Linked DNA regions of Homo sapiens: region 1 is linked to region 2. Evidence: chromatin contacts called from ENCODE Hi-C or POLR2A ChIA-PET data. All regions are on one chromosome and are shown on one strand. Each heading gives the region's core, a stretch centred on a gene start or an enhancer-like site at or near the end of the contact. The rest is flanking DNA. Distances are from core to core; before and after follow the strand shown.

What was found. Hi-C counts contacts between places; a loop is a spot of excess contacts on that map. ChIA-PET counts read pairs that join two places held with the same protein, here RNA polymerase II (POLR2A). Pooled maps may share reads with other maps.
Region 1: a loop to region 2 is called in a map of right cardiac atrium, with 6 times the contacts of the local background. The contact joins two enhancer-like sites. A Hi-C loop is called at or near these places in 27 of 168 maps with a recorded cell type or tissue (GM23248, HCT116, HL-60/S4 and 19 more), 1 of 37 single-sample maps with no recorded cell type and 6 of 50 pooled maps. POLR2A ChIA-PET finds 5 or more read pairs at or near these places in 1 of 52 experiments (Panc1).

The regions. Positions count from the first base shown.
Region 1 is chr1:24,860,620-24,864,632 of GRCh38, reverse strand. It overlaps LOC105376876 (a long non-coding RNA gene), which reads right to left. Exons shown (of 3, transcript XR_947082.3): 2 at 1,108-1,445. Among named protein-coding and RNA genes, the nearest start is that of MIR6731, 57 kb to the left of the region's middle. Within about 2 kb of position 2,417, at least 2 of the 41 ENCODE cell types and tissues checked have a DNase peak (open chromatin) inside an H3K27ac peak, as active enhancers do.
Region 2 is chr1:25,196,343-25,200,232 of GRCh38, reverse strand. No RefSeq gene overlaps it. Among named protein-coding and RNA genes, the nearest start is that of SYF2, 34 kb to the left of the region's middle. RefSeq lists an enhancer at 684-1,183. Within about 2 kb of position 1,437, at least 9 of the 41 ENCODE cell types and tissues checked have a DNase peak (open chromatin) inside an H3K27ac peak, as active enhancers do.

The DNA.
Region 1 (4,013 bases), core at 1,168-3,667, 340 kb after region 2:
GTGGAACTGTCAGCAGTGCTGAGGCCTCATTAAGAGAGCCCCCAAAACCCAAAGGTCATTTCCTCCTGCACAGTGGATGTGTTTATTTTACATATCTGGCCAAGCACAGGGGAAAAAGCCAGGCTATAGAGCCAAGGGGCCGAGAAAGAAAGGGGAGAAAAGAAAACAGAAAGTGAAGTGGTGTTTTATGAGCAGCTTTAAATCCCCCTCCCACAATGAATCATGAGGGCTGCTAACGAGGACGACTCCAGAAAGTCTAGGGGTGGGAGTCAGGGGAAACAGGGAAATCGGATCAACATGGATGAAAACTCATGTGTGCTTGCTCACACATACACACACATGCACGCACATGCACACACGCACACACATGCAGACACGCATACACACACATGCACACATGTATACACACATGCATGCACACGCACGCTCAAACATATGCACACACACGGAGCTGTTCTGAGGAGAACAGAGGTGGGGAAGAGAACACATAACCTACGAGGTTAAAAACGCCAGCTGGGCCGGGTGCGGTGGCTCACGCCTGTAATCTCAGCACTTTGGGAGGCCAAGGCAGGAGGATAACCTGAGGTCAGGATTTCGAGACCAGCTTGACCAACATGGCAAAACCCCATCTCTACTAAAAATACAAAACAATTAGCTGGGCGGGGTGGTGTGTGCCTCTAATCCCAGCTACTCAGGAAGCTGAGGCAAGAGAATCGCTTGAATTGAAGAGGCAGAGGTTGCAGTGAGCTGAGATTGCGCCACTGCACTCCAGCCTGGGTGACAGAGCGGGACTCTGCCTTGAAAAAAATAAATAAAATAACAACAATGACAACAACAATCCCAGCTGTCCCAAGAAGAGCCCTGTGTGGAGAACCTTCATGGCCGAGGCCAGGGGCAGCAGGGAGACACTGCCACTGGCAGGAGCTGAGCTCCACTCCTGTGGGCTCCCCAGCATCATGGTCACCCTCAGGGAGCACCTGGGCCTCACTGTCTTGTACCCCACCATCCCCTCACATGGGGCCTAGAAGTTAGGCCTGGTACAAGTGTGGTCTCACACATACACACTCACATGCACACGCACACGCACTCATTTACACACACACACACCTCTTTAATGTCTTCTCCTCTGGAGGAATCTTGGCCAACCTCTTTAATGTCTTTTCCTCTGGAGGAATCTTGGCCAACCTCTTTAATGTCTTTTCCTCTGGAGACATCTTGGCCAACCTCCGAAAGGTGGACTGTGACTCCTGTGTTTTCCACAATTGCCAGCCCCTGCCCCTTGGGTGGCAGCAGGAGGCAGTTTCTGGCACACGGGGTGACACTGGGCGCCTGGGTCCGGCCGCGCGCCAAGCTCCTAGTGCAGGGCCTGGTTCAGCGCCTCCAGGAATGGAAGGTTTTCTTTTCAGCATCACTGTGCTCATCCTAGGTAGGGACCTTGGGAGGGCCTGTGGGAAGGGTGGAGAGAAGAAAAGATGGACAGAAGATGCAGGAGGAGGGTGGCCAGGGAGGGAGAGCCCAGGGAACAGTGTCCAGGTCAGCCAGCTCATCAGACACCCAGGCCCACCTCGAGGGACTGGAAGTGGGTCCACTGTAGGGTGAGGCAGGAGCTGGTGGGCAGCCTGTGCCCCTGGCATGGGGCCTGAAGTCACTACAGGTCACCGATACTGGCAGTCAGGAAGGAAAACTGGATGTGGACCCCCTGGGCCCCACGAGGATGGGGTAAGCACACCTACCACTGAGCCTGGGAAAGGGAAATGCGGGTTTGGGAGCCAGGAGGAGACAGAGTTGGCCCAGAAAGATGTCTGGTGTCCACTCAGTCATGCAGGGAAGCTTTGCCCACAGCTGTCAGCCCTCAGCACACCACTGACTACTCCAGGGCTCAATTTCTCGCAGTCTCTGAGACACTGGGGGGTCCCATCTCCCATAGATTTAAGGCTCATTCGAATGCTACTGACTGTCCCTACCCACACGGCCCCTCCCCGCGGCTGCCTCTCCTCCCAGCGCCTCTCCCTCAAGACACTGCCATCAGCAGCTCAGAAGCGGCCAAGAATTTCCACTAATTGCCTCTCCCTGCAAAACAAACAAACCAAAAGGAGTCACAGTTTAAGTGTCTTTTGGTCTGCTGCCTGATCTTCTTTAAGCCCAGCCTGATTTCTTCTAGGTCCAGGTGTACAAAAACGTCACCTTTTCTGACAGTGGAGAAACAGCCACCGAGTTTTCATGCAGGCCACAGGGAGGAGCTTGTTCTGGAGAATAATACAGCAAAGAAGACTGGCGAGTGCAGCCTTGAAACGATTCAAGGCCGTAGCTCGCCCCTCCTAAGCACCTCTCCAAACTGCGGTGCCTCTGTGGGGAGTGTGGCAAAGCTAACAGCAGCTTCTGCCAGAAGGGAGTGCCCGTCTGAGAGCCTGCGGCCACCGTCTAGGACAGGGATGCGGTAAACTCTCTGTTGTCTGAAGGAGGGGCCTGTGGGGAGAGTGACGGGCCTGGTAGCCCCAGAATCTGCCCCCGGTCCACTCCCACCTTCTCCTTTAAGGAATGTGAGCTGCAGGCTTCAAGAGCCCCAGATGTTGGCCACCAGCTTTGAAGCTGCCACCAGCCTTCCCAGGACCAAACTGATGGCCGCGGCCAGGGTAGGAGGAGCCAGCAGCATCCCCCCACCATTTTCTGGAGGAGTCCAGGACAAGTCATATTCTCTAGCCTATGCAAGGTCGCTTGTCTGGCCGGGGTAGCCAGGATGGCCGGGTGCCCATGTGGGTCATGCCAACCTCACGTCCTTCCCCGCCGACCATACTCTGCGTATGGGAGGGGGAGCGATACCACAGAAGTTCTGGCACCTTCCTGATCTCCTTTTGCACTTCCAGGTGTCATGATTTCTGCTCTTGGGGACCTAAAGGTCAGCAGTGTCACCTACAGTGTCCCAGAGAGGGCTGGGTTTCCGTGTGCCTGAATTTCCACGTGCTCTGGACGCCCAGTGGTTCTGAACAGGGTATGGGGCATATCTGGCTGCTGAGATCCCACCGCAGACCTAACAAACAGAATCCTCAATGCCCTGGGCCCGAACAGGACTCCGGGACGCCCCCTAACAATAGCCATGTGAGACACCCTTCTTCTGACACAGCCCCAAGAGCCAACAGACCCAGGATGAAGCCTTATGATGTGTACAGCCTTAAGCAAATGACTGAACCTCTCAGAGCCTGTGCGCTCGTCCCTAAAGTAAAGATAACACTGGCACCTACTCGGTCACGAAGAAAACATGAGCTAACTCAACCCAGGGCTTCACACAGACTAAATGCCTAATAAATGGCAGCTCTTATCATGCTGTTGCTGTGGGGACAGAGAGAGTCCGCTGTGAACGACCACCTTGCCTGCTTTCAGGCTGGAGTCTGTCTGCTCCGCCTTGCTAGCCAAGTCACCCCTGCCGGTCAGGGTTGCCACATATGGGTGTATAGCTTGTGCACTGCACAAAGTGCTAGCACCGGAATTGGGGCCAAAATCCAACGTGACTCCACCGCTGAGCCATGTATGTTGGCATAAGAGGAGTTCTGCAAGGAGCACGTTTTCTCATCTGCCCAGGAGCACCTCGCAAGCAGTGACGGCTGCTGTGAAGCCCGGGCTGGGCTTGCCCCAGCCTCCGCCAGTCCCAGAACCACGGTCAGTGTTTGCCAAGTTCTGTCTCGAGCCCCAGCTCAGCCACCCTGAGAAGGTGGTGGCCAGCATCTGGCTCTCAGTACCTCCCCGACAGGAAACTGCCCAACCCCGCCCCATGCCTCCACCTGGTCCTCGAAGGCTGCAGATTCTTTATGTCTCTGCCCAACATCGCCACTGTCCCTGATGGGGTTTACAGGCCCAGGCCTAGGTGGGAGAGGAAGAAGTTTCAGGTGGGTGGAAGAGAAGAGAATGGCATTCTACTAGAAGCTGGTTTTTAATTTGCATATATAGAAATGCATATATAAGCTGGGTGCAGTCTCTTACGCCTGTAATCCCAGCACTTTGGGAGGCCGAGGCGGGTA
Region 2 (3,890 bases), core at 188-2,687:
GTGTCGTCCTGTGAGCACGCCATCCCAGGGCACTATGGTGGATGCCTCTGTAGCACAAAGAGACTGGGCCAGGGTCCTTGAGGGCTCGGGCTGGAGCGGGGGCCCTCACATTCCTGCTGCCTGCCAGCACTGTCTCCAAATGCCTGTCAGGTTGTAAAGGCGAAGAGTTGTGCATAACAGCTGCAGAAATCAAGCTGGCTCAGAAGAGCTCAGCCTGCAGAGAGAAGAAAATGATTTCAGCAAGAAACAAGCTGCAAATAACTCATAATGACCAGAGTGGGGCCCTGCCGGCTTTGCTCTGGGTTTGGTGAAATGTCTTAAGATATTTTTCCAAAGCCCTGGATTTGGCCAAATTGGAAACGTCCTTCGGCAAATGCTTTCTTTGCCTTAATTCTTAAAGTCAAGACTATTTGGAAGGCGATCTCCTTTGCTGTTTCAGATTCGTTTACTCTTGACACATCACAAGGGGCCTGCTGGGCGAGAGCTGTTTATAGGAGCAGATTTTAGGAATCAGAGGCTAAAGCAAGAAAGGTTTGGTCCATCCCATTAAGCACACCTCCCCCCATCCTCCACGTGGGGAGAAAGCCCTGGAAACAAGGGACTGAGGCTTGGGATCCCTGGTGGAGGTCAGGAAGTACCTCCTCCGTCACCCCTGGGCACCTTAGAGTTGTCTCCCAAAGCCTCCTCACTTTTCTCTTCTCTTGGATTCTAGAAATGCTGCCGAACTCAAAGCCACAGACCCCAGAGACCTACAAGGCAGTGTAGGTCTCACGAGCCTTGGTCTCACGTTGCTCAGGGGGGTCTTCCCTTCCTCTCGGCTCCTCCCACCTTCTCCTTCTGCACGACACCTTGGGAGGGCCTTGTGAGTGGCTTCTGTGGCACTGACCCAGGACCCCAAGCTCTGTAATTAGGCCCAGAGCCTCAGGTCTTTCAGCTCTACCCTGGACGTGGAAATAGAATCCTGAAGGCTTTTTGCTTCTGGTTTCTAGGCTGTCTCCCCGGACACTGCCTCGCCCTCTGCGGGGCTCTGAGTTCCTGGTGGAGGCGCCCACAGTGTGTGGCTGGCTACACTGCTCACTGCAATGGCTATAGGAGGTGAACACGGGATCAACCCTGCCGGGTTTGCTCCTTCGCAGTGACGCACGGCTCCGAGAACACACTCGGCCTCTGTATTTTGGCTTCACGTTGGAAAAATCTGCAACAATGCCTTCTGAGTCAATTCCACTGGGGCTCTGGTGACAAACCACTCTGGTTGTGTCTGGTGGCTTACAGGGTCCCCAGAGCCCTTTGATGGAATTACAGCTGCTCCTCTGTGCCGTCGCTGTCTCTCTGCCTCTGTCTCGCTCAACCTCTGTTTCTCTTTCTCTCTGTCAACACGGAAGGAGCTGGAACCAAACTGGAATGTGTGCTTGGGCAGCCTCAGTCCCGAGTGCCCACGAGCTGGTGTGTCTTGGCAACAGTGGCCCAGCAGCGCCCTGGCAGAGCCAAGCAGATGAATGGGTAATTAAACCGAGTGTTTCCCTACTGATACTTATTTCCCTGGTTCCAAATTTATTACTTAATTAAAGGGTATTCACAGCCTGCCAAGAGATGCTAGATCTTTCTTTCCTGTGCCAACAAATAGTTCCTCTTATACCCCTCTTTTGCCCTCAATTCTGCCTCTCTCTTTTTGTCTATCTGTGTCTCTGTCTGTTTCTCTCTTCCTCTCTCACAGACCCACATCCACACCCACGCCCACAGAGTCTTAGATCAAATAAGAGTACTAGTTGTTAGTAATTTCCTTGGTTAAGACTCTTGATAGTTTTTGCCCCAGGACAAGGCAAGAGAGTTAGTCCCGGCTCTTTTCTCCAATGGCTATTTAGTCCTGTGGGCTTGAGGTTTGGGTCCAGGGAGAGAGGAGTCAAGGGAGTGGTGGCTGAGGCCATGCTAAGGCTGGCTGGACCGGTGGGGACGTTAGTGCCCCTGACTTCCCCATCGTTGTTTCCAGGTGGGCACTGCCCCCAGGCAGCTTTCTCTCCTCTGCCCGCTCAGCTGCTGCTCCCCGCAGACTTCCTCATTCCTTCTGTTTTGCCCCATCTGAGATGAGCCTGTGTGCTTTGGAACACAGCAGACTATTGTTCCAAAGACAATAAAAAAAGATTGGGAAATGTAGTGGCTGTCACTCCCCAGTGCCTTCAAGTTAGAATTCGACGTGTGTGTTCAGAGGGCCGTGGTGAGATTGCGCCTGCCAAGGTAGAACAAACAAAAAGGAGTAAGAGAGAAAAAAGACAAAAGCTGGGATTAAACACCCCAAAAAGAAGATAAAATAGGCACCTCCTCCCTTAACCTCCCGTGACAGATTTAAAGCTTCATTAGTGGCCCACAAGGGGTTCTCAAGCAGCTACTGCCTCATCATCATGGCCATTAACCAGCGTGCAAATGACCCGCCGAGGGCCCTCGACCTGTCATGGCGCTGTCACCAGCGTGGTTTATGGCTTCTGAGCACCAGGTCCCAGATGGGCAACATGATCCTTTGCTTCCCTCATCAGAGCAAATCTGGACTTTAGAGCTCGTAAATTCAGCGGGGTGTCCCAGGGGCTGGCTGACATCTTGGAGGTGCCGGGTGAGGATTTATGGGCCCAGCCATAGTTTTGGGGGAGCCACAGGTTACCAGCGCAGGCATTAAAAGATACGGAGTTGCCCAACACAGCAAATGATGGCCACACGGGTGGCTCAAAGACAGCAAGGCTTAGTCAGCATGAGAGAGGGCGTGTGGTCCCTTAATGGGACTGGTGGCCGCTGCTGTTTACCCAGCCGTGGGGCTAGGAGCGCTCTATGCACTGTTTTCCTGCCCTCAACACTCAGGCAGGGGGCTGAGCCGGGATCCTGACTCCCAGGCTGGCCAGTGGGGTGGAGCGAGTCCTCACTGCCCCACAGCTCTTCCCAGCTATTCCATTCCCAGGCTGCCTCCACCTCCCACCCCTCCAACCCACCCTGGCCCGGGGTGGCTTTGCACACTTAGAACAACCTCTGGCTTGGTTGTATTAGCAGAGACATGGATCCTTAGTGTTCCTAAATGGCAGGTCTCAGGGCCGGGGCAGGGACACTGCCTCTCCACCCAGATTCCACCTGCTCCATGCCCTGGCTCGTCCCCACCACCAGCCCTCCAAATCCCCGTCCCTGCTGGTATTCATTCATCCTCTGGAGCCAGGCTGCCCATTCAGCTTCCTGCTCTGTCACTCACTGCTGTGTGCTCTTGGACACATCACTTAACCACGCTGGGCCTCATTCTCTCATCTGTAAGAGGCAGGTTTTTACAGAAGTGCCTACGTGGTTGTAGGGTTGTTGTAGGATTGCATGCGATAACCCATGTAAGTGCCTGGCCCGTAGCAAATGGTTGATAAATGTGAACTTTTTATTTATGTTATTATCATCATTGTGCCAGCTCGTCAGACACTACCTGCCAGTCCTTTCGGTGAGACGGCCTGCCTGGTGTCACACTTAATGTGTGTGTCTAGCTCTTTTTTTTTTTTTTGAGATGGAGTCTCGCTCTGTTGCCCAGGCTTGAGTGCAGTGATGTGATCTCGGCTCACTGCAACCTCCACCTCCGGGTTCAAGCAATTCTCCTGCCTCAGCCTCCTGAGTAAGCTGGGATTATAAGCGCCCCCCCCACTATGCCTAGTTAATTTTTGTAATATCTATAGAGATGGGGCTTTGTCAGGTTGGCCAGGTTGGTCTCGAACTCCTGGCCTCAAGTGATCCACCCGCCTCAGCTTCCCAAAGTGCTGGGATTGCAGGCGTGAGCCACCATGCCCAGCCATCTAGCTCATTTCTGGGAGCCCTTAAAGACCTCTGTGTTCCTTAGGCATTGCATGTAGAAGGAGCACAGACAAGGCTTCAGTGTCAAATTG